Regions from separate parts of the Mus musculus genome. Here region 2 is linked to region 1. A link is a loop called in an ENCODE intact Hi-C map of the cell type or tissue named here. Cell type or tissue: heart. All regions are shown on one strand. Links, peaks and the distances in the headings refer to the core of each region. The heading gives the core; the rest is flanking DNA.

Region 1 (15,234 bases), core at 2,694-10,693:
TCCACCATGGGTTTATGAGATTTGGTGTTTTATCTGAGTAATAGCTACATGCATATTATACATTTATCTTATTTTTATTGTAAATACATGATTACCTAATCAAATCTGTTAATATTGTGGTCTAGGGATTTATTAACTTTTATTAAACATATTTTTTCATTTCTGTATATTGATTATTAAAAGTTAAAATAGGATTTCCTTTATTTCAAATTTCTGGAAACTAGAAAAATCCATTTTCTTCTCTAATTACTACCATCTACCAAACTACATCAAATTCTATTTACATTATTTTAAAGTTTTGTATTTCATCTCAGACTTAAAGCTTCTAAAGTACACTGAATACTTGGGAGCCAAGGTACTTTAGCCAAATTTAAACATAAAAGTTTGAAGAAGTTAATCTCAAGCATTTGGACTACAAACATATCTTATAGATTATTAACAATGAGTTTGGAAGAGAAAGGGAGGGAAAGAGAGAGACAGACAGAGAGAGAGACAGATAGACAGACAGAGACAGACATTGAGACAGATAAGGAAAAAGAGAAGAGGGAGAGAGACGGAAGGACAAAGGGGGGAGAGAGATAGGGAAAAATAAGAAAGAAACAAAATATAGTGCAGAGGTAATGTACTTATTATTCAGAATAATGGCTGTACAGTTTAATCTCTGAGAGTAGTTTTCAGACATGCCACCCAGCATTATCAGCAGTAAAGAGTGGAGTAAGATTTAGGCCTAAATCAACTCTGTATTATTTGCTCACTATTCTAGCATTCTCAGAATTAACCCACCCATGGTAAAGACCAAAGTACAGGTGTATCTGAATAACACACCTATTTTTTTTTTCAAACCCAATCTCCATTAAGACCAGAGCTTCTTAGATTTCTTTCAGTTGAGATAAATCTTTTTAATTTTGCCACACTATAGGGTCTCTTTTCATTGATAAAATATCTGGATTGGTCTTTACCATTGAAAGACACCTTTATTCTTCCCACCATTGTTCTGGGCCTGGCATGGACATTCTGGGGAAGGGGAAGTGATTCTAGTTTTCAGGGCGGACTTTCTCAGGTTCTCTGCTAATATATCTAGATGTGAGCCTACATCATTAAAGGAATGTCTACATAGGACATCTCAAAAGACCTGGAGGTCACAGTGGGTTAAACATTTGGCCATAGGCAGAAACCTCAAAACGCAGCTCCAATTCTAATGGCTTAGTCCTGGCAGAGGTGGAAACCCTAAACATCAAACACAGGGATGAGAGATGAAGGTGTTAAAGGCTTAAGCAAAACTTATCACACATGTGATTTGGAAAACAACAGTTTTCAACCAACAAACAGTGTGTTAAATTTTCTTTGTAATTACTGTAATGACCATCCCTCTGGCCTTCTAGAAAGATAAAATGTAACAACACATCTACTGGTGGGAAGCAAAATCAAGGAGAAATTAAGTAAGGTTAAGATTATGTTTAGCAAGTTCCTGAAACTTTACATGTAAGGCCGTTTTATTGAGTAGAGACCCGAGAACAAGGAAGGGAATTGCTAACAAGGCACATGGTAGATTCCAAAATTATCAAACAACAATAAATAGACTTGGTCTTTGCTTGAAACCATTGAATTATGCCTAATACTTTTTAGAATATATCCAACAAGATTACTAAAACTGCCACAAATTCTTGGTTGTGTGTTAACATATGATCCACCAATTTCAGAACTCTTGTGTAATATACATATACATGTGTGTGTGTGTATATGTATGTATTTATACACACACACAATCACACACACACATACATATATATGTATATATAATTTTTTCTTCTGCCTGAGCTGTTCCCTCCTACTAAACCAACCTATACCTTCCTACATAAATCCTTTCCCTGATGAAATATCCCACCAGTACATGAATTAACTTAAGCACCATATCTTCTCATAACCTCTGTAAATCTCCTGACTGAGTCTGGACTGTGCTTATGTCTAGCAGCCCCAGTAAGCTACACTTGGCCAATATACCAGTTATAGAAATGAGTGATGGTAAAAACTAGAGAAGGAAATGTATCTTTCCAATACCTTGATTGGAGGAAGAGAGAGTGGTCTTGTGGCCCCAACTTCATCTTTGGGGTCCTAATATGAACTTTATGTTTAAATAGAAGAATTGGGGCAAAGAAAGCAGTATTGAAAGATCTATGCACAACTGATCTTTTATCCTTAAATAGAAGAATTGGGGCAAAGAAAGCAGTATTGAAAGATCTATGCACAACTGATCTATGGTCCTGCTCATCATTGCATCAGCTCTGGTTCTCCAAGGTACTTACATAAACTGTTACCACATTCCTCATTGTTGTTGCTCAAGGGAATCAGTGTAGTTCCCACACAAATTACTCCTCTCTATCATCTTAGAAACATTCAAGGTTTATCACTCTTAGAATTCAAAGAGACTTTGTATTTATTAAAATAGCCTATCTGTTTGCCTCCATCCTTGAAGGTGAATATGATAGGTTGTATAAACTCATTCCTTCCTGGTTATCATTTTTATACAAAGCCAAGAGTCTAGCAGAAGTTTGAGGCAAATAAAGGAGACAGATAAAGAATGAAGGCAGCTGTATTGGGCAGTTTGCCCAACAGTTACCACATGGACTCATGTCAGCCATCAATGTTTTTTGATGAAAGTTACAATCTGTGAGTTTCTATCCTATAGGGTGTTGTTTGAGTTTGCTCAGGTGCCGCCTGTGTGCTAATAGATTGGAAGTTTTTTATAAAGACAAATAAGCACAATTACCCTTTGTTACAGTGTTAATCCTCAACCCAGTGATTAAAGCCTCAAAGATACTTGGTACACTTTTAACTCAGAGGTTGGGGGAGTGAAGAATGGAAGAATCACCAGGTAAACCTGAGATTGGTTGGAGAAGCTCTCTTGAACTATTGACCGCCTTATCCTAAGGATAAACATCGTGTTAGGGGCACAACGCCATCTATTTTAGAGCAGCCACATTTGCATTTATACTGCTTGAAGAAAGCACATGCATACATGCAGTTCGGCTGGTTTGTGGGGAGTTAACTGTAACTCTATACCCCATCCCCAAAGCACTCGCAGTACTTGAGACCTGGTGGCTTTGATATATGCAAACTCTCCTCCCAACACTCAGAGGACAGAAAGCAGGGGATGTCTAGTGTTTTTTTCTTTCACAAAGTTTTAAAATCACTTTTACTAATCATTCTCAATTTTCACCTATTCTTTCTCATGTGTTTATCCTAAAAGACTTGTCTTTCTCTAAAGCCCATGTTATCCAAATATCATATTGAAGGAAAACTATTACATTGTTCCACAGTAGTTTGTCTTCAGGTTCCATGCTTACACATACATATACATATACATATACATATACATATACATATACATATACATATACATATACATATACATATACATATACATATACATATACATATACATATACATATACATATACATATACATATACATATACATATATAATCTTTGTGAAAAAAGGCTTCTTAATTTTATCTTCTTCTGCTCACATGGACTGCTGAATGGGAAGGTCTGCCAATTCCTCCCTTTACAAAGCACATGTAGACCTGAGCACAGGGAAGAGAATACTTTACTTAAGAGCGTCCCCTAAAATGTGGCCTCTGAGGCTTAAAAGGCAATGGACTGCTAGTCTGTGCTTTCCTCGGAGCAGCTGACGTTGAAGCCCCCACTTTTAGAAAGTAAATCCCCATGTCAGGATCTGTCTGACTAAATAATCAGAAGCCAGCCTCGCGGTACTCATTACTTTTTTCCAGTATGTATGTGGGGATTATCACAGGCAAGGAAATAAAACAGTGACTCCTGGGAGCTTCTGTTCCACTAGAAGACTGACAATAAAAGCAGACAAAAGAGTATGGAGGTATAAACCATAGTCTATACTTCATATGAAAAAATGCAGTGTCAAGAAAATCCATCATGTGAGGGACGGATTCCAATTTCTAAGGTTACTCTGAGAGCCCGCTAGAGAATGGACTGGAGAGAGTGATGTGTTTTGAAAAGAAAAATTGTTTAACAATGTAGCTTCTGGAGCCGAAAGTTATTTATTCCTGTCTGTCTTAGTTGAGTCTTCTGATAAGACCCATCAGATATGAGTCATCAGATAACATGCCAGGAATCCACCCCACAGCACCTATATCTTATAAACACACATTCCAAAACATCATCTTCCAGATAACACTACTGCCCACTGCAGTGTCCATATATATAATAGATTTTTTGAGGATGAGAAAAATTCCTTTCTTACACTACAGATGCTCAGCTACAGACACAGTCTGGTACTGTAAAATGGGTTTATGCATTCTTAGTGTTGTTTCTGGAATAGCTCTGTCTGATCATAGACACTCCCTATCAGCAAAAACAAGGCCTTTGATGTTCTGCATAGCTATAGCTATGCTTAGTAGTGTGTTAAAGTATGCACCATGCAATATATATATAATATACATATATATTATATATATTACATAATACATATATACAGAAAAGCAAAGACTCAAATATGGAAGAGACTCTGAAAGTATGAGGCCAATCAACTTGGCCATTTGAACATAGATGAAAAGCAGTTCTGCTAAGACACAAAGATCACTTCAAGGCCTTCATGCTTCTAATCCCAGTCCCTGGAGACTGAGAGTTCATCTTTTGGCAGCACAAATGAACTGGAAAAAAAAAAACTCTAAAGAGCTGACCCACATGTCTCATTAATTAATTACAGTTGTGTCAGCTTTCTCTGGTCTTGTCACCTCCTTTTTAAATTCTCAGCAGGCTCTTGCAATAAAGAAAAGTGATACTTTTTTTTTTTTTTTACCTAATACTGAGGGATTTCATGCCATTTTTCTTACTTTATAGATAAGAATTAAGCCTGAGAGATCAAGTGTCCTCTAAGTCCCACAGGTAGTTAAGAAATGCAGCAGAGACTTGGCTGGATATTTACCTGGCCCCAAAGCCAGGGATCTTTAGCTGTAATTTCCTGTCTCTCTAAAAGAGATTTAAAACAAGGTATGAAGACGCAGGGAAAATTGGCTGATGTTATCACTATAAATTTCTAAATACAAAGAGATCATCAAAGAAATAATGGCTGTATGAAGCCAAAGTGGAGGAAAATAATTCCTCTGTTGTGATATGCTTTTGTAGAGTCAAAAGCATTCACATTGCAGTATCTTGTATTTCTCCAGTACCTTTGAGGTGAATGCAGCATCAGGCACTTTTAGCATCCCTGGGCCTTTTCCCGGAATTTATCTATGCAAAGAAGGAAGTATGGAATGTGAACTCAGGGCTATCGCAGATGAAGTGAATACCCAGGACAAAGAGGGGGCTCAGAACAAGGGAAAATTCAAACAATAGAGATTGGACACCTGCCAGATTAACACCAGAGGACCTTGCTTTTCATATTACAGAAAAGGATATGGGCAAACACTTAAAATAATCCCCCGATCAATCATTCTTAGTTCTCATGTTGACACAGAAGGCAAGAGTGGGTGCAGAAATAGAATCCAGAAATAGAGACTGGGAAGGATCCAAAAACAGAATCCTTGGTATAAAGAAAACTGTTTGAAGTCACTCACGGATGCCATGGGGAAAACAAAAACTGAGTTTTGTTTCACAAGAGCATGGCATTGAGAACATTCCTCTTTCCTTGCCAGTCTTCTCTTCCACACATGTACACTCGAGGAAGTGTCAGGACACGGTGTGCCCCACCCCCAGAAAGGCTGCCTATCTTTATCCAGTGCTGTTATCAGAAACAGAAATTACGTAAAACTTTACTAATAATAGCCAGTGTTAAGTGAACACTTCCAATGAGAAATCCTAAGAGCCAGCTCATGATTCTTCCTGTTCTCTTCCTCCTCTGTGGTGACCATGGAAGGATGCTATAACCTCTCATATCCAGGGGTATCCCTCTAAAGACCACATTGTTTTGCTGTCTATATACACATTCATCTGTTGGACAACCCACTAATGTTTAGGTCAGTTTATTACATAAACTGGTCATATTCCAGCTCAGGTGCTCTCAAAGTAAGATATTGATTGGCAGCATCAACAATACACAGTACCTGAGATCTCACTGTAGATCTCGTGAATAAAAACCCTAGATACAGGGCCTAGGCATTTTTTCTTAACATTTCTAACCAAAATGTCAATGTCTAAGGATACTGACTTACATTTACTAATATAACATTTTTACAAGGAAAAGCACATTATTCCCACTTACATTTGAGGAAATTATAATCCAAAACGATACTCTAAATAAAACAGAAACCCCAGAGATAAAGCCGAGGTATAGTCATCTGGAGTCATTCTACTGGCATGACTTGTATGGAAGGAGCATCCTGACTATGCTTCTGCCACCTTGGCTCATTAGGAGCATCAAACTAGAACCCACTACCTATCTTTATTATAGAACGCTTCCAGTCTCTCTGCATGCCATTACTACTTTCAAATATTTACATTTGCTTCCTACCAAGAGAAACACAATCTAGAAGATAATGTTATCTACAATATGATGATTAGGACAGATCTCCAGCTATACTCTTTAAGAAATAAATTGTTATGGCTAATAGTATGAGCAAGTTTATAAGAAATAACAAATAACTTTTATTCTTACAAGGTGGTAAGAATAAAAGACAGTTGAAAGTACAGCCCTTGACAAGGTGTTTACAACACAATCTTATAACTCAGGGGAGACAAAAAGCAAAGGTCAGGAGAAGGAGACTGATTATTAAATACCATCCTCTAAGGAGGACAGGAACACAGCACCTATGCATTCTAGCACTGGTCACAGAGGGGACACCTTTCTAGTAGTCAGCTATAGAAGGGCAAGCAACTCACAGGGCCATGCCACTTACTGTTAATCTATAGACAACAAATGGATTCTGGGGCAAGTAGAGACATGGTATCTTGTTATATACTCACTGGTTAGCCCTCCAGGCACTTATGATTTATTCCACACTCAGATACACATAGATAGCCTTGGATAAACTCTGTGGGACAGTAAACAAAGCCAAAACAATTTAAAAAGACGAAGTAAAGATGTTTATAAGAAAGAGGGGTGGCTGATAATGGTGGGAAAGTAAGGAAGATGGGAGAAGCTTGGGATTGGGGAGTTTCCATAGCATAATGGATTGGGTATGGGTGGCAGTGTGAAATGACATTTACTGTTATAAAAGAAACATAAAAATTATCAGCAAGTTTGTGTTTGTCTATAAATTCCCAATGGAATTATAAAGATTTCTTTTAAAATTAACTGTTGCTCTTATAATTTTACTTGCCTTGCCTGTTTAAGTGACATGAAAGTCAACTTTCCTTGGACATACTGTTCCAGGATCATTTCTGGCCAGAAGAAACCTGTAGCCCTGATAAGAATAAAAACCAGTTCGAGCAAACAAAAACTGAAAAAGCCAGAGGGATGAGAATGAGACTAGAGAGATCGGAAGCTGCATTCCATAGGACCTTACTGTGTAGGGTACAAAAATTTAACTTTTACTCTGATGAAACTATTACAACCTTCCAATAAAACGTAGGCTGTGATGGTAATGCCGTGCATAAAGTAAAGGTCATTCCTTCACAATATAGTCTTCAGTCTTTATTTTTATTATTTTTAAGTACGTGTATTGTCATCTCTGTCCAGGTATGTGCTCATGCAAGCAGTTGCCTGAAGAAGTCAAAGGCACTGGACACCTTGGAGCTGGAATTACAGAAGGTTGTGAGCTACCCAATGTGGGTACTGAACTCAAGTCCTCCCTCTGCAATGGCAGAATATTTCCTTAGCTGCTGCAACATCTTTCTAGCTCCAGATCTTTAATTTTAAAATATAAGAAGGCACCAAACCATGTGGCTTGTGCCATCGAGTACACTGTGACACTACTGAATACTGGTGAGAATACTGAAGGCAGACTAGGCATGACCAAATGAAAACTAACCAACTGTGCTAACACCAGACAATTTTAAGTTCAGGAATGACTGCTCAGAGGAAATTTCTCAGAGCAGAGGTGGAAAATGAGAGTTTTGTCTCAAGTAAGATACTAGACATCAGTACATCTAAGACACAAACCTGAGGATGGCAAGATGGCTCAGCAGTTACTGACTCCTGGGACACATAGAGTTGAAGAAGAGAAGCTATTTCCCCCATGAGTTCCTTAATCTTCACACATGTGTTGTGGAATGTGCCCCTCTCCAATCACATGGGCACACAATAAATACATAAAGTGAAAATGTACTAAATCTATGTCACCTTTATAAATCCTAAGGTTCTGAATTCAAGTAAACGGTGGAGAATCGCCTACCCTCATTGCAGGCTTCTCTCTCATTAGGACTGTGCCCATTCGTGGCTCATCCTCAGGCATACTTTGTCCTGTAGCTATGTAACCTGGATCTGTGAGCCCCTTCTCAACAAAACTTTCTTTACTGTTGTGTGGTATGTTCAGATTTAGGTTTATTATAACAAATGCATAGAAGATGAAGGGAAGATAGGAAGGAAGGTAGAAAGGAAAGGAAGAAAGAAGGAAGGAAGGAAGGAAGGAAGGAAGGAAGGAAGGAAGGGGAGAGGAAAGGGATGATGAAGGGAGGGGAGGAAAGGATAAGGGGAAGAGGCATGTATATACTCATCTTTCTGTGAAGATTATCACGCTTCTGTTTTATGTCATCACATTTTCTCCACAGACCAAATGATGTAACTGAAATCAATACATCCAAGACATGACTCACCTTCTTGCACTATTGAAAAATAGTTGACTCAAATCTCAAGAATCACCTTTTCCCTTTTTTATTTCTGGAAACATAAAACTGGATATTTTAGTAATTGGGTAACTATATCTTTGCTTAGTTTAATGGCAAATTTGAGCTAATGTTCAAAATTAGCAGATTGACTCACAGTGATCATTCTCTGGCCAGGCTTGTTAAGTTTCTACTCTTCGAACACACAAAGTCTACCTCATGGGGATTCTCCTCACCTGCCAAAGGCACAGTGCCATAATCTGTTAGGTGTCTTAGTCGCAAAAAGGAGCGATTTGTCAATTGAAGCTGACTGACAGATTAAACCATGTCTAATTCTAGGGCACTGATTATAAAGTGAATACTTGAACTTGGCTCAGAACTATCAAGCAAGTTGAAAACTCCAATTGGTTAATCCTGCTGGAATCTCAGCCTCTCAAGTCCAAAGTCACGGAAGTATGTTTTGGCTTTCATATGCAGACATTTTTCCATCGCCACAGTCTTTTCATTTAGAGTAATTTCCTTGAGAAATGTTTTAGGTCTTAGAGACTTAGTAAGTACTATCTAAAACTAGTGCGTCTGTGATATTATCCATAGGAACTCTATTTTAGCTGGAGAAAAAAAATAGCAGCTTATAGTTTCAGCTATTAAACCCATAGCAATATGCTTCCATTTTAATATGTCCTCAAATTTTTTTTCTGAATGTTAATTATGTTTGTTTAGTGATATCATAGATAGCATATTACCACACTCCTCTTTGAACCTAACAAACACTAAAGTAGAAACATTTGTCTGCAGATACCAAACAGATTCCCTTTAAAACTAACACATTAAGTTTTAGGAGGAATTTATTTTGCTAGTTACAGAAAATGTTGTGTTACAGTAAAAATCAAAACTGCATGAATTGACCTGTGTGAAAATTTATGAAGAGAGTAAAAACGGAAAATAATTGTATCTGAGGATTTGACTGTGTGCCCAGTGTCATCTCACAATATTTTATGACATAAGTATGTCTTAGAATTCTATATTCCCAACTTACAGGTCAGAAAGTCCAGGAAAACAAATAGGGTTCTACTACCAATGATCATCAATGACAAAGCAAAACTGTGAAACAAGGTAGTCAGAGTGAGGCAACCATAGGCTTTAATTCCAACACCACCCTGACTTCAGATAAAGAGGAATAAATTAAGAAAGCAAAGAAAGACAGAGTGTTCCATACTGAATGATCTAAGCTACATAATCACCAAAGGAGAATGGAATTAGGGATGTAACATCAGACTCTAAGATATAGGACAGTACACAGTTTTAATAGAAATTTAGTGCACAAAACCCCATGTTTTCTAAAATTAAATTAAACAGATTTAGAATAATCTGTGGTATGTGGCATATGTTCTACTAGTTGGGCTGCCTTGTCTGACCTCAGTGAAAGAGGAAGTGCCTAGCCACACAAAAATTTGAAGAGCTAGGGTAGGAAGAATACCCAAGGGGGCCTCTACCCACTCAGAGAAGAAGAGGGGAGGATGGGGAAAGGATTGTGGGAGGGGTGACCAGGAGCATGGCAGCGAACAGTGGGATATAGAGTGAATACGTAAAATAAATAAATAAACAAATAAATACAAATTTTAAAAAGAATAATCTGTGACATTTTTCTTCAAAATGTTATTTTGTCATAATTTTAATCAGCACATCTCCAAAGATAGCCAAATTAATGTTGCCCTGGAAATGACTTATAGAAAAAGTGACTAAAACCTCTGGATAGACAAGAACAGTCCTGGAATTACCAAGGCCTCACCTTCCCCTGTGCCAGTCTCAGTCTAAGCTTGTTGAATGATAAATACCATTATCACCTAACATACACACATAATTTCTCTCTCTCTCTCTCTCTCTCTCTCTCTCTCTCTCTCTCTCTCTCTCTCTCTCTCTCTCTCTCTCTCTCTCTTTCTTTCTTTCTTTCTTTCTTTCTTTCTTTCTTTTTCCTTCCTTCCTTCCTTCCTTCCTTCCTTCCTTCCTTCCTTCCTTCTTTCCTTCCTTCCTTCCTTCCTCTCTCTCTCTCTCTCTTTCTTTCTTTGTTTTTATTTTTAAATTGGATATTTAATTACATTTCAAGTGTTGTCCCTTTTCCTGGTTTCCCCTCCAAAAACCCCTATCACCTTTTTCCTCCCACTGCTCACCAACACACTCACACCTGCTTCTTGACCCTGGAATTCCCCTACACTGGGGCATAGAGTCTTCACAGGACCAAGGGCTTCTCCTCCCATTGATGACTGAAAAGGCCATCCTCTGCTACATATGCAGCTGGAGCCATGAGAACCACCATGTGTTCTCTTTGGTTGGTGATTTAGTCCCTGAAGCTCTGGGGAGGTGCTGGTTAGTTCATATTATTGTTCCTCCTATTTCTCTAGCTCTTTCATTGGAGACCCTGTGCTCAGTCCAATGGTAGGCTGCGAGGATCCACCTCTGTATTTGTTAGGCACTGGTGGAGCTGCTCCAAAGACAGCTATAACAGGCTTCTGTCAGTAACCACTTGTTGGCATCCACAAAAGTATCTGGGTTTGGTGATTGTATATGGGATAGATTCCCAGATGGTCATGTCTTCAGTCTCTGCTTCACACTTTGTCTCTGTAACTGTTTCCATGAGAATTTTGTTGCCCCTTCTAAGAAGAATTGAAGTATCCACATTTTGGTTTGAGTTTCATGTGGTGTGTGAATTGTATCGTGGGTATTCCAAGCTTCTGAGCTAATATCCACTTATCAGTGAGTGCATACCATGTGTGTTCTTTTGTGATTGGGTTACTTCACTCATGATGATATTTTTTGATTTCGTCCATTTGCCTAAGAATTTCATAAATTCGTTGTTTTTAATATCTGAGTAGTACTCCATTGTGTAAATGTACTACATTTACTGTATCCGTTCATCTGTTGAGGGACATCTGGGTTCTTTCCAGTTCCTGGTTATTATAAATAAGGCTGTGATGAATATAGGGGAGCATGTGTCCTTAAAGCATGTTGGAGCATATTTTGGTTATATGCCAAGGAGTGGTATTAGTGGATCCTCAGGTAGTATTATGTCCAATTTTCTGAGGAATTGCCAAACTGATTTCCAGAGGGGTTTTACTAGCTTGCAATCCCACCAGCAATGAAGGAGTGTTCCTCTTTCTCCGCAACCTCATCAGCATCTGTTGTCACCTGAGTTTTGATCTTATCCATTCTGACTTGTGTAAGGTGGAATCTCAGGGTTGTTTTGATTTCCATTTCCGTAATGACTAAGGATGTTGAACATTTCTTTAGGTGCTTCTCAGCCATTTGGTATTCCTCAGTTGAGAATTATTTCTTTAGCTTTGCTCCCTACTTTTAATAGGATTATTTGGTTCCTTAGAGTCTAGCTATTTGAATTTTTTGTATATATTGGATATTAGATCTCTATCAGATGTAGGATTGGTAAAGATCTTTTCCCAGCCTGTTGGTTTTCTTTTTGTCCTATTGACAGTGTCCTTTGCCTTACAGAAGCATTGCAATTTTATGAGGTCCCATTTATCAACTCGTGATCTTAGAGTATAGGTTTTCTGTTCAGGAAAATTTCCCCTGTGCCCATGTGCTTGGGGCTCTTCCCCACTTTCTCTTCTATTATTTTTAGTTTATCTGGTTTTATGTGGAGGTCCTTGATCCACTTGGACTTGAGCTTTGTACAAAGAGATAAGAATGAATCTATTTACATTCTTCTACATGATAACCACCAGTTGAGCCAGCACCATTTATTGAAAATACTGTCATTTTTCCACTGGATGGTTTTTAGCTCTTTTGTCAAGAGTCAAGTGACCATAGGTGTGTGGGTTCATTTCTGGGTCTTCAATTCTATTCCATTGATCTACCCACCTGTCACTGTACTAGTACCATGCAGCTTTTGTCACAATTTCTCTGTAGTACAGCTTCAGGTCAGGGATGGTGATTCCACCAGAGGTTCTTTTACTGTTGAGAATAGTTTCCATATCCTTGATTTTTTGTGATTCCAGATGAATGTGCAAATTGCCCTTTCTAACTCAGTGCAGAATTTGAATCTGTAGAGTGCTTTCGGCAAGATGACCATTTTTACTATATTAATCCTGCCAATCCATGAGCATGGGAGATCGTTCCATTTTCTGAGACCTTCTTTGATTTCTTTCTTCAAAGACTTGAAGTTCTTATCATACAGATCTTTCATTTGCTTAGTTTTAGCGTCACACCAAGGTATTTTATACTATTTGTGACTATTGAGAAGGGTGTTGTTTCACTAATTTCTTTCTGAGCCTGTTTCTCCTTTGTGTAAAGGAAGGCCACTGATTTGTTTGAGTTAATTTTATATTCAGCTACTTTGCTGTTGTTGTTTATCAGGTATAGGAGTTCTCTGGTGGAATTTTTGGGGTCACTTAATTAAACTATCATATCATCAGCAAATAGTGGTAGTTTGACTTCTTCCTTTACAATTTGTATCCCCTTAATCTCCATTTGTTGTCTAATTGCTCTGGCTAGGACTTCAAGTACTATATTGAATAGGAAGTAAGAGAGTGGGCAGCCTTGTCTAGTCCCTGATTTTAGTGAGAATGCTTCAAGTGTCTCTCCATTTAGGTTGATGTTGTCTACTGGTTTGCTGTCTATTGCTTTCACTATGTTTATGTATGGGACTTGAATTCCTGATCTTTCCAATAATTTTATGATGAAGGGGTATTGGTTTTTGTCAAATGTTTCTCAGCATCTAGTAAGATGATCATATGTTTTTTTTTTCTGTGAGTTTGTTTATATAGTGTATTACATTGATGGATTTCCTTATATTGAACCATCCCTGCAACCCTGGAATGAAGCCTACTTGATCATGATGCATGATCATTTTGATGTTTTCTTGGATTTGGTCTGTGAGAATTTTACTGAGTATTTTTACATTGATATTCATAAGGGAGATTGATCTAAAATCCTCTCTCTTTTCTGGTCTTTGTGTTGTTTAGGTATCAGAGTAATTGTGGCTTCATAGAACAAATTGGGTAGAGCACCTTCTGTTTCTATTTTGTGGAATAGTTTGAGGAGTATTGGTATTAGGTCTTCCTTGAAGGTCGGTTAGAACTCTGCACTAAACCCATTTGGTCCTGGGCTGTTTTTGGTTGGGAGATTACTAGTTACTGTTTATATTGCTTTAGGGAATATGGGACTGTTTAGATTGTTTATCTGATCCTAATTTAACTTTGGTACCTGGTATCTGTCTAGAAAATTGTCCATTTCATCCAGGTTTTCTAGTTTTGTTGAGTGTAGGCTTTTGTAGTAGGATCTGATGATTTTTTGGATTTCCTCAGATTCTGTTGTTATGGATCCCTTTTTATTTTTGATTTTGTTAATTACGATGCTGTCTCTGTGCCTTCTAGTTAGTCTGGCTAAGGGTTTATCTATCTTGTTGAGTTTGTAGAGGAAGGCCACTGATTTGTTTGAGTTAATTTTATAATCAGCTACTTTGCTGACGTTGACTTGATTCTTTGTATAGTTCTTTTTGTTTCCAATTGGTTGATTACAACCCTGCGCTTTATTATTTCCTGCCATCTACTCCTCTTTGGTGAATTTGCTTCTTTTTGTTCTAGTGCTTTCAGATGTGTTGTCAAGCTGCTAGTGTATGCTCGCTCCAGATTCTTTTTTGGAGGCACTGAGAGCTATGAGTTTTCCTCTTGGGACTGCTTTCATTGTGTCCCATAAGTCTGGGTATGTTGTGACTGCATTTTCATTAAACTTTAAAAAGTCTTTAAACTCTTTATTTCTTCCTTGTCCATTATCATTGAGTAGAGTATTGTTTGGTTTCCACATGTATGTGGGTTTTCTATTGTTTATGATGTTATTGAAGACCAATCTTAGACTGTGGTGATCTGATATGATGCATGGGATTTTTTTCAATCTTCTTGTATCTATTGATGCCTGTTTTGTGACCAATTATATGTTCAATTTTGGAGAAGGTACCATAAGGTGCAGAGAAGAAAGTATATCTTTTGTTTCAAGATAAAATGTTCTATAGATATCTGTTAAACCCATTTGGTTCATAACTTCTGAAACCCATTTGTTTCATAACTTCTGTTAGTTTCACAGTGTCTTTGTTTAGTTTCTGTTTCCAGGATCTGTCCATTGCTGAGAGTGGGCTGTGGAAGTCTCCCACTATTATTGTGTGCAGTGCAATGTTTGCTTTGAGCTTTAGTAAAGTTTCTTTTATGAAGGTGGGTTCCCTTGCATTAGGAGCATATATATTCAGAATTGAGAGTTCATCTTGGTAGAGTTTTTCTTTGATGAGTATGAAATGTCCTTCCTTATCTTTTTTGATAACTTTAGGTTGAAAATTGATTTTCTTTGATATTAGAATGGATACTCCAGCTTGTTTCTTGGGACCATTTGCTTGGAGAATTGTTTTCCAGTCTTTTACTATGAGGTAGTGTCTGTCTTTTTCCCTGAGGTGGAATTTCTGTAAGCAGCAAAATGTTGGGTCCTGTTTGTGTAGC
Region 2 (15,234 bases), core at 3,657-11,656, 190 kb after region 1:
TTCTTTTTATTTACAAAAACAAAAATCCAAATATTGGATGCTGTAAACAAAATTCACAATCTGTTCCCTCTAGCACTGCTGCGAACATGTCAGTTTTGAAGAGTCCATTTTCTATCAACTCTTTTTACTGCCTGTGACACACAATTGTCAAAACGTTCCAAGAGTGACCCAGGGTGCATCTTGCTGTCATAGGACAACTCAGAGCAGGCAATGGTTGTAGGGAGGTGGGAGGGAGGGCCAAGGGTAAACAGAGCCTCTTACATTCTGCAAAGCTTTGCAGCAAGGATCCCCAAGCCCCTCAGCACCGCCCACTTTGTACGGTTATCACTGATTTCTTAGCAAGCCATTACCATGACAACACGTGACACGGAGATCCCTCCACAGCACTGAAATGGTGATGCTAAAAGAAATATTAAAGAAAGAGTATATTCAAATAGGTGCTATATATGAAAACAGGATATTTTTGACTTTTTTTGTTTTGTTTTGTTTTTATCTAACACACATTTTTCTTTCACAACAAAAGCTTATTTTTGACAGCTGCTGACAGCTTTTAACATAATACATTTCATTTACAAAATAGTTCACAATATTTATTTAACAAGCATTGCATTAAAACAAGGATATGCACAGTAAAGCAACCAACGACAGCAAACAGAAGGGGTGGCAAAAACAGTATGTTCACTTTTCATTTCACTTCCTGATTGGATTGAGTATTCTGCCCATCCTTGTGCTTTTTTGGACCCAGGTCAAAACAGCCTAACTATACCAAAGAGCGCAAGCGCTCCGTTCAACTTTGGAAAGTCCATCCCCCTGTAAGAGTTCTTGAGGCAGTTGAATTTACTGCAGATGAAGTAAACTTTGTAAAAGGACACAGTCACAGGCTAAGTGTTCTCTGACATGCCAGACTGGACACGTGAGAAGAACCTTCAGAAGGCAAGACTTCTCCCTGTTTCAAAGTAACAGTACACTAGGCCAGACAAACACAAGAGCAAACAAACCGTGGGCACTGATTAGATGCAGAGAGAGCTGTCCTTTGCTCTGACATTCAGAATTTTAGGCCACACATCCACAAAGAGAGACACATATTCCCTTGCATGTTCAACTACATATGCACAGGACTATAGTATGCACAAAATAGAAATAAATTATATAAGGGTTAAAGTAAATGCCAAAAGTTGCCTTGAACACAGCCTGTTCTATCTGAATGTTGCGTGCTGGTTCTTTTGACTAAGTTCTTTTGACTTAGCTTGCAGCTAAGTAAGCAAGCAAGGAATAGAAAATACTTGAGAAAGTAAATGATAAACATTATTTTCTAATAAGGCCCCTTCAAACAAAAACCTGTGCTGTCAGTTAACAGCAGGCTGCTACTATGGCAGAGCCCAAGATCTCCAGACTTTTCAAAACAGTGGACAACTCATATTTGCAGAGTTAGCATGAGCAGAAACCAGGTCACCAGAAAAGCCTCTGTCCCCCGCCCCAGCAGTCCAGGGGAACTTGCAGGAGAGCTAAGTGGGCTGGACTGTGGTTTCTGATAGGTGAGTTCCAGACTTCAGCTGCAAGCTGAACAAGGTTTCCTGGGACTTTGTGTATGATTTTTCAAATGCAGGGCAGTGAAGGGGAAAACTGGACCACCATGGGAGTAAGATCAGTTCCTTATAAAAGAGAGTGGCAGTGTTGGGGGCTGTGGCAGCTTAGTGAGGATTCTCAGGGAAGCTGTCCAATCAGAGCCAATCTGGTTGCTGTTAAGGCTTCAGATACAGATGCACAGAAGGGTGGTCCAGACAGATGAACCTGGACTAATCTGTCCAGCAGAAGCTGAGAGATGCTGAGATAACATCATTCATTGCCAAGGTGAGAGAGTTACATTCACCCTAGCATCTCTGTCACTGACTGGCTCTGCAAAGGAATGACCATACCTAGCAGTCATTCACTAAGGTTCCAGGGGACTGTGTGATTGTTTCACAACAATAAGGGAAGGTTTTTAATGCATTTGTTTCATTTTTTTGAAATGTTATTTTTCAGAGATCAAGGTCTACAGAGCTGGGACAGGAGTTAAGTTTAGCTGTCGCTGAACATGAAAATATCAGTTCACGACACAAAGGTACACAAATGGTCTCCTGGGAGAGAAAACTAAAGCTGGGTTTGAGCGAATACAACGTGATTTAATTTAAGGTGCAGTACTACATATTTCTATGCAGTGTGACAACCAGATCAAACATATTTCATATCGGATAAATTTATAAAATGTATATATATGTATATATAATATAGATATCCTATATATAAACTTTATGTAATTGTGCAAATACTCTTTAAAAATGGTCATTTCACATTTATTAAATTCTAGTGGTCCAAAATGTAGAATGCACTCATTTGTATTTTCATTTAAATATTAGGAAGTAGTGTTCAGGTTCCAGAATTTTTTTTCCGCAGTTTATGGATTTAGTTATCCTATCTCTGGTCCATGATCCACAAGTTCTAAGCCTTGAAGGTATGTGATTCCATTTATTTAAGGGGGAGGGGTTCAGACTCTCAAAATGTCAAGTAAGTCAATTAAAAAGTATGCTACCAAATATTCTTCCATTTGTGAAGTTCTCTGGCTCACTGAAAATAAGAAAAAACTCACTATAAATGTGTAATCTCTGCTTTTCCTACAAATATATTACTCATTTACCTCCACTTGTCTTATTTTTTTATGGGTTTTAAGTCATCATTGCAGTTTGCCCATGTCTTCTAAGATCCTACCAAAAACATAAAAAGCACTATATTTAAATTTTTCCTATTTGATACATTATTTTAGATCATAGACAAAGTAGTGTGTGTATATATACATACATACATATCACATATATGTGTGTGTGTATACACACAAACAATATATACGTACCTATGATAACATCACACCAAACAATATCAACTTTATATAGGTATTTGCCAAAAAAAAAAAAAAAAATAGGGCATTTCCTCCACCATTCACAAGCTTATATGTTGTTTTATTTTTTTTTCTTGAGTCCCTGATAAAATAAAATAATTATTAAACCATAAAATAACCTTTTCCACTTCAAATCTTCTGAAAGCAACAGGCACTTTGATGTGTATTGGTGTGTAACAAATATAGTAACTCTTTATATATCCTATTCTATCTCTTCTGCTTGGGAATTTTTATCTGTTAAATCTTTGGTCCTTGAGCATGTTTTCTTGGCTACAGCTGTTTTTTGCTTGCGTCTTCACATTTAAAATAATAATAATAATTAAAAAAAACGCAAGCTACGCACGAAGCTGGAATTAACGGGTCGTGTCATCCTTAAGTTCTGCTGTTTGTTACGAGGACAGCATCGACTGACTGTTGGTCGGTTTGGACTGTTGGTTTGGATTGAGCTGTTTCTCTGAGGAAAACAGGATCATTCCAAAGAGAGCACTTGCTTCAAAACAGACGGTAATACCTTCTAGTATAGTAGCCCTGCTTTCCCCTGTTACTTTCTGACCTCCTCGTGTGATAGGCAAGGCTTTCCTCCTCTGTGGTTTCCCATTTGTGAATGCCATCTGAAAAGTTTGTCCACCATTCTCTTCCCTATGGCAGAGCTATGGGAGTAGCTACTGCAAACCCATATTGTCAAAATCAAGCCTTTTTTTTTTTCCTTTTTTAAAATTCTCTTGTTATTTTGGGAGAATCTGGCTGCTTTTTACCAACAGGCCTCGTTTGTTTCAAGATACCATCCAATTGGGTAGAGACCATAGGTGAGGTGGGTGGCTAGGGAGGGTGACAGTTGAGATCCTGCTCCTGTACTGATGGAAAGATCCAAAAGCATTGCCAACTTTAAAATCAGGAGCAAGTCCTCCGTGCACTAAACACATCCCTAATTAGGACTGGGTCACTTCCCTTTTTGGTGTTGTGTCATAATTTTTCTTCCTTTCTTTTTTTTTCTTTCTCTCTTTCTTTCTTTTTTTCCCCCCTGTCTTACTTGAAATGGCTTCCCCATGGGACATTTTTTAAACATTCTTAGTTGCAGGGTAACCAAGTAGAGTATGTCTGCTGCTGGCATGTGAACACGGGCTGAACTTGTGCAATGTAGTAATTGCTAAAGTTAGCATCTGCAACATAGGGGGCCGGCTGGTAATAGCAAGTGACATTAGCCACATTAGGAATGACATTTTGGTCAGCTAGCACCCGGATTGCCAGCATGGTGATAAGGTTTAAAGTCTGCCTCCTTTCATGTCCCATCAGGCACACCGTACTCTCGTTTACCACTCCATGAAGGGTCATGAGATAGTCATACTTGCGGTCTTCCAAGCCCACGAAGTGGTTCTGCAAGTAGGACTCCAGCTTTCTCTGCTGCTCTCCGATGTCTGAGAAGTCAATAAAAAACCGGGAACACATGTACCTCTGGAGGGTCTTGATCTCCTCGGAGGCAGGCCTGAAGCCCCGCACTAAGAGATTGCAGTACTTAAGCAGGCCTCCCCCTCTTATTTCCTCTGGGTTCCTGGTGGCAATGATCTTGTTGCAAAGGTGATCAAAGGCTTCGTGGAAATCACCATAGACACTCTCACCGATGATGGTGGGGTGAAATGTCTCAGTCATCGGGTTCTCTGAACACTCGTAAAAGAGGAGAAGAGAGTCTAATTTGATTTGAAAAGAATCTACACTGAATTCAAACTGCCTCCGCAGGGAATCCACAAACTTCAGCTCCACATTTTTGCCACTGTTGTTTGACAGGGATATAAGGCTCCACCGGTCAGAATCATTGCACACTTTAACCATTTTCTGCACATAAGCCTCCTACGATGTAAAAGAAACAAGGAAATGAACAAAGCTGGTAAAGGAACAATAAATGTGTCTCAGCTGCTTTGCTGAGAATTATTTTGCTCCTTCCTGTTTGTTTTGTTAAGTTTCAGCAAAACACTACCTACGAGCTTAAACGGTCTTCGGAAAACAGGGGAAAAAATACATTTAACGAGTAGTTTTGCCGTCTGGGAAAGAGACTAGAAGTAATAGTTTGAGGCTTTTGGCAGACACAGCAGCATACTAAGACGTTCTATTGTCATGTCTGAGTTCAAATGTTATTTTTTGAAGATGGTCTAATGGGCACAATATTCACCCAGTATCCACAGAGAGACAGACAGTGTCGTGAGTTGGCCTCTCTCAGCCTGGTCTCCAACCACCCCGTTCTCCTCCCCCTTAGGCAATCAATCTTATCAGTCGAGTGTGTCCCTCCAGCGACACTCTACAGTTACAGCCAAAGAGGAACTAAATTGCCTTCAGACAACTTTAATTAATTATACAAAACGCCACCTAAACCGAAGGGGAGGGGCACACTATTACACCCTCGACTCTGTGAATTAACAGGGAAAAGCATCAAATATCTTAAACGCCGAAGTCAGTGGAGTATGGATCGATTCACATTTTCCAATATAATAAAAACCATTGACTCAGTTCTGCTTCAGGCTGCTATTTTTCCCAAAGTCTAGATTACAAGATGACTCAAAAAAATTATTTACATCATTCCATCCTTCCACCAATCACGTTATACTCTGGACAAGAGTCCAGCAAGGAAAGTCAAGAGTTAAACCATAGAGAGAAGGAAGAGAAGGAAACGCAGAGGAGGAAGCACAGAGTTGTGGCGCTGGATCTCCCAGGAAACTAAAACACTCCACACCACTCACGCGCATTAGTGCGCTCGTGAAAAAAAAATAATAAAAAAATAAATAAACGAACTCACTATGGCCATACTGACGGCAGTCAAGGCAAGCTGGGCTTGCTTTCTCCCCACCCCTGCTCTGCCCAAGCCCATCAGGTGGCTTTACCTTGAGAGTGAGCGGTGTGATCTTCTCCTTGTTCACCCCTTCGGGCAAGAAGTCTAACAGGCAATCCAGAACGACGTCCTTCACAGTCTGAAACTCCTCTTCCCCACGCAGGTCAGCGCAGAAGATGAGGTCCAGGTCCTTGTAGCCTAGGCCACTGTCCTGGTGCAGGACGTGACTGGCGGCTGAGCCGTTGAGGCGCACGTCGCGGACACCTATGCCCTTCTCTTCCAGGCGCCTCCTCACCACCTTCACAATCAGGCTTGGCTGCAGCTCGAGCGTGGGGAAGTTGCCGCGCCCGTGGATCGGGATGGTCTCGCTCAGAATGCCGTCCAACCGCTGCACTTGCTCCCAGTTCAGCACATTGCAGTGCGCCGTGGGGCTTTCGCAATAGTCCGAGCAGCGGTCGCCGAAGCTGCTGCCGCCGCCGCCGAAGTCACCACCCAGGGGGATGTAAGGGCCGCCGGTCAGCTCGTCCTCTGCCATGGCAAAGTACCCTTCGCCCTCGGCCATGTAGTGCCCTCCGAAAGCCACTTGGCCTTGGTCAGTCCTAAGAGGAAAGAGTGGATTTAGGGGAGCGGCAGAGAGGTGTGCGGGTGAGGGGACAGGGGTCCCGCCGAGGGGCCTGGGCTTCCCCTCCCCGATCGTGACGCCCATAGTAGCCCTCCTCCCCCAACCCTCACCGACCCCAATGCCCAGCCGCGCGCCGCGCCCCGCAGAGCAGCCCCGCACCAAAAGTATCTCTGATGCATCTGGAAAGCACAAGCGAGAGTCCCGTCTGTGTCACCTGGAGGCGGCCGCCCCTTCTAGGAGCGCAGGCGAGCGAGGAACCGCGAGGCGGACACACTTCGCAGGAGCTGCGAGTGCGCTCCCGGCAGCGGCCCGCGACTTCTCCGCGCCGACCCCCGCCGCGCCCTGAGCGTTCCCGCCCCTTGCCCGCGCCCCGCCCGCGCCCCCGCTGCGGTGGTCTCGGAGGTGGCGGCTCTCGACGCCGCCGATGCCACCGCGCACACTCGCGTCTCTGGAGCTTTAGCAGTTGTGCGGGGGGAAATGTCTTCAGTACTTTTTTTATACCGGGCTTCTCCGCGCTTCCGGGGCCCCAGCGCGCAGCGCTCGCCACACCCTCTCATTTGCATAGAGCACCGCCCCCAGCGCTGGGTGGACAGTCGCCGGAGCTCAGAGCTGCTGGAGCTAGGCCAGGGTGCGCAGCCCCTGGCTATGAGCACAGACAGATGCCTGTGGCTCCTACGTGTAGATTTATCCATTTCTGCACGTCCACACACGCGCGCGCGCACACACACACCCCTAAAGAGGAGACACTTTGCCTCAAATGTGATAGATGGCCATCAAAACCGGATCAGGGTTAAAAATCACGCAACTATAGAAACTTCCCAAGCCTAGCCTTCTGGCCGGGTGGAGCGCGTCATTGCCGCGTAACTGGGTCTCCTGGAGGTTCCCTCAACAGTGTCCGTTTGTGGCTAGACCGCCGATTCCACTCTGGACCCTGGGCCAAGTGTGGTCTCCAGAGGCAACTGGTCACGCACGTCAGTCTCTGTGAGGGAGGGGGAGGGTTTGCTGAGAACTGAGTTTCGATTCTCGAAACCTCGAGAAGTGCTGGTGGGGGGGTGGGGGTGGGGTGGGGAGTCCGGTACCAGCCAGCCAGCCTGAGTGCGCGTCCAGCTGCTGCCCGCGAGCTGGGCAGGCGCGCGTCTCCTATCACACAGCTCCGCGGGCTCGCGGCCAACCCGCGGGGTCTCGGAGCGCAACCCCAGCAGTGCACGAAAAGCGGCCGCCAGGGTGGCGGTCCTTCGGCTCAGACTTGGGAGAAGCGCGTTCCTCGCAGCCTCTAAGGTTCTCAGTTCTTAAGCGGATAAAACGTCAATGATCAAAGTAGGCTCTGGCTTCTTACCGGCCATTAAGGGCAAATTTAAAAGACGAGAAGTTTCTCCCCCTCCAGCTTCAGTCGCCAGTGGAGTGCTTAAGGGTTGGAAAAGGTTATCTCTGCGCTCTGGCACCGCACTGTTTGCTAGAAAGCTCCCTGCTTTCGCTTGTCCACTTCCTCCGCCGCCCCGCTGCTGCCTCCGTTCAAAGTAATGCTTTGCAGTCCTTGATCCAGGTAGAGGCTGTGAGCCGAACGAGGCAGTCAGGGTAGAGAGGAGAGGCCCTGAGATGAACAGCCATTACCCCCATGACCCTAGACAACTTCAGAGAATCAGCCTCTGAATTTAGGGAGCCCTGGTCTAGAAGCCCAACCTGAGTTGAGGGATGGGATGCAGGGGTGTCGCCCACGCAAATCTAGCTGCGTGACAACGCCGCCCCCTGCTGGTGCCCCGTGGAGCTGTGAGTCCACAAAATGGAGAAACTAGAAGCCAGGCTTTCTTAGCATAGGCCGAACCTAGGCCAAATTGGATTGAGCGATGAAAAGGAGACTTGGATCCCAACCTTGTTCTCAAATCCCACTGCTTCCTTTCAGGACATGTCCAACCATGAATGCTACCTAGCAACACATTTTGTATATATGAAATTGTCTGTGTATATGTGCTCGCGTGCCTCTGTGTGTACGACAATCTCACATGAGCTTGCATGTGACAGTCTAGCTATATAGCTCAGACTGACCTAAAAATCAACCTCTTCTGGAGTGATGTGATTACATCTGTGAGCCACCACCTCCACCCTGAGCTCTTCTACACACCTTACAGCCTTCAGGCCAAGAAAGGGGCCATAGGGGGTTGGAAATAAAGGGATTAAGAGGTAATGATCGTGATGGGCTCAGGCCTTGAACACTCGTTTGACTGTGAATGCTCTCGCCCTAAGAGATGTCAGTGGCTTAGTTCTTCCGTCTTGGGGGGGGGGGGACACTGAGGCAAGCACCTGCAGCAAGGGGGACAAGTAAGAGAGGAGAATACTCTTCTTTCTTCCTTTTTTTTTTTTTGGTTTTTGAGACAGGCTTTCTCTGTATATCCCTGGCTGTCCTGGAACTCACTTTGTAGACCAGGATGACCTCGAACTCAGAAATCTGCCTGCCTCTGTCTCCCAAGTGCTGGGATTAAAGGCGTGCGCCACCACCTCCCGGCGAGAATACTCTCAATAAAGCTCAAAGATAGAGTGTTTACGTAGCTCTCTCTGAATTTAACGAGAAAGAGAGAGAGAGACAGAGAGAGAATAAAAAATATTTTCTTGATAAAGTACCAGGAATGATTTTCTTCAAAGGCTGATAATTTTGAGTCTTCTTAAAATAACGTCAAAGTGGCTGGTCATATATTAAATACATTGCCTTTATATAAAAAAAAAAGCAATAGTTCAGCCCCACTCTCATTACTTTGTACAGCGTTTTAAGCTTCCATCAAAAAGCCTGAGGAAAATGAAGCTGGAAAATAGAGTAGCCTGTGAGCAGACTAGCTCCTTACTCACACGTGCGATGTGTCCTAGGAGGCTGAAGACTCAACTGCTTTAGAAAGTTGCCAGGGCGGGGATCCTGACAAGAGGGCCCAGCCAGAGCTTCTACCTTTCCACTTCTTGGGCAGTTGCATCCTATTCTCTAAGTGGGGAGACACCACTCCCCCCCTCAAGAATGGGCTCCCTTCTTTGCACAGCTGCTCCCAAGATCTCTCCCAAGAACAGGAGTCTTGGCTGAGACAGGCCTACTGTGCCATACCACGTGCTAGGGAAAAGAAGAGTCCCAGCCACTGGCCATGGTGGGGAACACACCATTTCCTCTAGCTGGCAGTTCTTTGTGGATAACACTTCCTTAATAACAGAGCATTCCACACTGCCAGGCTTAACTAGACCCTCCTGCCTGCCTCCCAGACTGGGACATCTGGGGCAACTCACTCTTGGCTGTGCCAAGGAAGGCAATTGAATTATTGGATTAATATATGCCTGCTGCATAGAAAAGCTACGGGTTACACACTGCTGAATGGAAGCATATGTTCTTCATTGCTCCTCTTCTGTCGTCAAAACGAGGTAATATTTATATTCTGGAAAACTGCAGCCGTCCTTACACGAAACTGCAAAGTTTGCAGTTGTGAGCACCCACTTGCTTTCTGTGGACGGCCAATGGAAGTACTAAATAAGAAACTCTGTGTTTCCCAGAACATTCACAGCCAAGACACTTCATAGCATGGCTATTCTGGGATTAGATTCACATGGACTTGATGTTTGGAGAAAGGATAGGAGGCTTTAGCTTCTGGGCTTATTTGGTAATTTAGTCTTTCCCCTTGAAAATGAAAGAGAAGAAAGACCAATGGCAATAGGATAAGGCTAAAGCCACCACAAGGAGCTGGAGAGACAGTTCAGTATTTAAAGGCACCTACTGCTCTTGTAGAGGACACCCCCCACACTCCCAGCTTGGTTAACAATACCCATGTCAGGCAGCTCACAATAACCTTAACTCCAGCTCCAAAGGAACCAAGCGTTTCCACATGCCCCGTAATATACACTCACGTATGCTGCACACACACACACACACACACACACACACACACACACACACACAGATGGGGGGTGGCATGGGAAGAGAGATTCAAGTGATTGAAAAAATTCTGGAAATACTAAAGCCACCACAAAACTGAAATCATGTATTTAGACTACTTCTTGGGAAAGCAAAATATCTTTATCTGAATTTTTTAAATGGAAAGCCTAGTAGAGATCTTTGAGGAAAACATATCATTTATAACTAGTTGTTCTTGATTTGCAACTTATAGTAACAATCAATCCAGATTTAGCGCACAGTAAGAGAAAGTCCAATTTTGGCCTTAATATTAAATATGCTAGTGTGCACCACACAGTATGCTCAATTTTTTTGTTGTTTTTTGTTGTTGTTGTTGTTGTTGTTGTTGTTGTTTTGTTGTTGTTGTTGTTGTTGTTGTTGTTGTTGTTGTTGTTTTTCGAGACAGGGTTTCTCTGTATAGCCCTGACTGTCCTGGAACTCACTTTGTAGACCAGGCTGGCCTCGAACTCAGAAATCTGCCTGCCTCTGCCTCCCGAGTGCTGGGATTAAAGGTGTGTGCCACCATGCCCAGCTATGCTCAATATTTTAAATATGTTATTTCTTGAACTAGGTTCTCCCCAAACCACAGCTTTGCATTTTATATCCCTATTACCCAGATTGGGAAGTAAGGCATTGGAAGGTCAAGTGTCTTAGAGAGGTGGCAGAGCCTTGGCACACCCATCCATCTGTCTGGGAGTCTCTTGCATCCTATGGGTTGGCATTCTCCCTGCCTTCTGATAATCTTTTTAAGCTTGGAATTAACCTGGAGTTGTACTTTCTCTATTTCTTTCCAAGTAGTAGATGTTCATTCTGACATAGCATTGGGAGCACACATGTTTAATCTTGAATCCACTGCTAAGAGCCAAACTGACTGAACTGATGGGGGTGACTCCCCCCCCCCCAAGCCCGGACAATGACCTCTGCAGTCATGGAGAACTAGCAAGCCAGCAGCTTCAATGGGGAAGTTTGCAGAAAACTCTCACAAAAGGAAACACAGTGGGAGGTTTGGAGATGGCCCAAGAACACTAGTAGCTAACGGAGTCAGTTCTCTCTTCTTGTTCTCTCTGATTCATATCTTCCCAAAGATGGCTTCTGAAGATAAGAAGTAAACAAACAGGAAACAGTTCCCCAAGCTCATAGCCAGAAGGAGAGGAGAAAGAAGAGTCCAGAGAACCAGTTACATCTTTAACTTCTATCTTCACAGCCCTCTGTCCAGCCTTCCTCCCATAACTATGTTGTTCTCTTTCCACACCAGCTTCTTCTCTTCATGACCCTCCAACTTTTGCTGCATCTATCCTTTGACCATTTCCACCAACCATGGCAAGCCTGTGGAAGCACACTGCAGTGTTGGCAGAAGAATACTAGGATCTGGGATGTGAGCTCTGACCATCCGCCTCATTCAGAGGACAAATCTCAGTAATTGGTGACAACCAGTTAGGTGACAGCTTCCTTTCCAATCATGGACACAGGTGTCATCTCACAGATTTCCTGAGACCTCTTTGCTCCCCAGTGAGCAGTGGCTCCATAGCAACTTATCACATCATTCTATGTAGAAGTTAAAATGTCCAGAGGAACTGTTTCTAAGAAAACTTACAGGTGCTTGTAAAAAACAAAAGATTTTTATTGTTTTCTTCAAGGAAATACATGTTTCAAAGACTAGCAACATCCCAGGATATAACATTTCTAAGCTATTTCAAAAATAATGTTACAAGTTATTGCTTAATATGTTATTAGTAACTTTATTAGTTGTTTTCTGTAGTTGTAATAAAAGTATCATGACAAAAAAATTATAGAAGGGCGGATTTATTTTGGCTTGTGGTTCTAGAGGGTTATGAGACCATCATGATGATGAAAAGGTATGGCAACCAGCAGAAATGGTGGCCGGTGCAGGAAGCAAGTGACCATACCCTCGAATTGTGAGCACAAACCAGAAAGAGCAAACTGGATATAGGTGAGGCATTTTACAGTGAATTCCTCCAGCAAAGCTGGAGCACGTAAGTCTCCATGGAGGTCCAAGTATACAAACGTTGAAGACTCCGGGGAACATCTCTTGTTCAAACCATCATGGTGACCAATAGCTGTCATTAAAATGATAACAAGTATCATTTAAAAACGTGTGACCCTTATCCCTCTAAAGTACATCATTGTGTCTTCAAGAACTACTCTGCTGCTTCTAATGAGTACAAGTGAGGATAGACTGGGTGATTTCTGCCTTGTTTGTACGACTAGTCATAGAAGAATTAAGGTTGCACAATCTCCCATAGCAGCCTCGTTGTAGAGTTCTATATTTGTGTAGATTTAAAGCCAGGAATGCTCGTTTACTTTTAGAAGGACTCTCTAGCTACTCACGTGGTCCTCTGACTTGGCTACATCTTCACTATTGGGTTGCTGAGTCTCTTATTATAAGTGCACTAAGGGGTTATTATCAAGTGTATTCCTTTGATCCATCTGACCACAGAAAAATAACTCACAGTTATTCACAGTTGTCGATCAATGAATTTACAAAATTCCACAGAGACAGATAGCAGTTTGGTTGCCACGGCTTATGGCATCACATTAAATTCAATACCGACTTCCCCGTTGTAGAATTCTTCATCAATGCTATCAGCCTGAGTTTTCTGGTACTGCCAAGGATGATGATAATGCCAACTTTCCTTCCTGTGTGGACATCTTGGTGAAACGTGACTGTTTCAATCGGTGTTGTAAGTACCATGCACCAGACGATTGTCCTTTCTCCAGACAAGAAAGGTGTTCAGATTCTACATTCATATGATGAAATATAAATTTGAAATGTCTGCGTGTCGTCTTCCCAGATGCCAGGCGTGGATAAATGTCCTGTGACTTTGTGCTGCAGTACTTTCTCTCTGAATGCTTGTACTGAAAGATATTGGGCTTCTCTGAGATAAAGATGATGCTTGCTTAATGGGACACATGAAACACTGTGGAGGAGAGAACGAGGAACTACCACTTGATCGAACATTCTGCCTTTTTAAGAGGAACACATGCCCAAATATTTGCGATCCTTGCCTAGTAGAACATGAGGTTATCTTCTATAGGTATGCTCGTTTCATCTTGACGTGTATCAGCCAATTCTTGGGTAGAACCTGAACTGATATATTTGATGCCCACTGGAACTTGCTTCCTTTACATAAGCTTACAGTGTTTAAAAGATATGTTTACAAATGCTAAACAGGTATTGCATTTATCTATTTTCCATTGACAAAACAACATAGCTAAGTCTTGGTAAAGAAAAGAATTTGGTTAACTCACAGTTTGAAATGCTAAAATGGATAAATTCTGGGATCTGGGGCCTCTTATTTGACTCCCAGAGAGGCTGTCTTGCTGTGTCACAACAAGGTTTATTGCATCATGGAGACAGGTATGCTTACAGGGGAGACCTTGAAGACCTCAAGCTAGGGTGACCGATTCAAGAGCCCAAGGCCTTATCATCTTCCATTATACCTTCCTACGGAAGGATTTTCATCCCAACTCCACCACACTGGAGTTTGACCTTTGTCACTTGTACTTTGAAGGGACAGACTCAGATCATATCCAAACACGAACATCTACCACCTACTACCAGTTGTATACACTTAATCCTGAGAGCGTATGACTAATGGGTGAATCTGTGTATGCTGCAGAAGACATCATTTCTCCCATACCTAAGTCACATGTTATGTCAAGCAGACATGTGATATGAGAGAAAAATTAACATGGACTATGGTTATCAGTTTTTAAAAAAATCAGAGGTTCTGAAAATTTGAGTACAAAACATATGTAAACAAGTTTTGAACTGACCTAGGTATAGAACATAAATTAAAAATACATATTCGGCAAGTCAAACTTTAAGAGAAAATTCACCACCTTGGCAAACCTAAGGTCCTTAGGTAGGAGTAGAAAAACTAGCTGTAGATTCACTGTGTGTAGTAACCCAAAACACCAACATTTATTTTTACTAATATGATCCAAGGAAATTCTATTTTTTCTTATATAGACAACATTTAATTGGGCCTGGCTTACAGGTTCAGAGATTAAGTCCACTATAATCCAGGCAAGACCATGGCAGCATCCAGGCTGGTATGGTGCAGGCAGAGCTGAGAGTTCAACATCTTCATCTGAATGCTGCTAGTGGAAGACTGACTTCCAGGCAGCTAGGGTGAGGGTCTGAAGCCCACACCCATAGTGACACACCAACTCCAACAAGGCCACACCTCCTAATAGTGCCACTCCCTGGGCCATATATAAACCATCACATTCCACTCCCTGGCCCCCATAGCCTTGTCCAAACATTTGAGTCTCTGGGGGGCCATACCTGAACATAGCATAATGCAAAATACATTTAGTCCAACTTCCAAAGTTCCTTAGTCTATAGCAGTCTCAACAATGTTAAAAGTCCAAAGTTCAAAGATTTTTCTGAGATTTTTTTCTAATCACTTAACTGTATTCCCCAAAACAAGACAGGAAACCACCTGGGCAAATTCCAAATTCTGCATCTCCATGTCTGATGTCAAAGTGGTCTTCAGATCTCCAACTCCTTTTCATCTTTGTTGACTGCAACATACTTCTTTCTCCTGGGCTGGTTCCACTCCCTGTTAGCAGCTTTCCTCAACAGATAGTTCCTGGCTCTGACATCTCAAACATCTTGGGATCTCCAAGGCATCCTCAATGTTACAGCTTCTTGTTTCAATGTCTGGGATCCACACATGCTCTTCTGGGCTCCTCCAAAGAGCTTCTGCAGTTCTGCCTTCTATAGCACTCTAAGCTCAGGTTGATCCACTCCACTGCTGCTGCCGTTCTTAATGGTCATCCCATGGTACTGGCATCTAACTTGATCTATTGACCAAAGAAAAGGACTCGGAGTCCAGAGAAGTACGCATTAGTTGAGACATAGTGAAAGGAGTGTGGATCTGTATACCATGAAGGCATCTTATCAGGAGATCAGCTCC

The links. Peaks named below come from ENCODE experiments on the same cell type or tissue, not always from the same donor. Only the 100,000 strongest peaks of a DNase experiment are listed, where the experiment ranks them.
Region 2: it touches region 1 in a loop (9-fold over the local background); 3 of 42 quality-filtered maps call a loop at or near these places.

Annotation. Positions count from the first base shown.
Region 1 is chr9:85,134,371-85,149,604 of GRCm38, forward strand. No RefSeq gene overlaps it. Among named protein-coding and RNA genes, the nearest start is that of Tent5a, 190 kb to the right of the region's middle. In heart, for the core only: no CTCF peak of the experiment used is centred there; a DNase peak (open chromatin) is centred at 5,731.
Region 2 is chr9:85,320,457-85,335,690 of GRCm38, forward strand. It overlaps Tent5a (terminal nucleotidyltransferase 5A), which reads right to left and starts at 6,694. Exons shown (of 3, transcript NM_001160379.1): 1 at 6,587-6,694; 2 at 5,803-6,349; 3 at 1-4,777. The coding sequence starts at 6,312. The coding sequence ends at 4,001. In heart, for the core only: no CTCF peak of the experiment used is centred there; DNase peaks (open chromatin) are centred at 6,235, 6,975, 8,085, 11,255 and 1 weaker place; H3K4me3 peaks cover 4,241 bases; H3K27ac peaks cover 3,562 bases.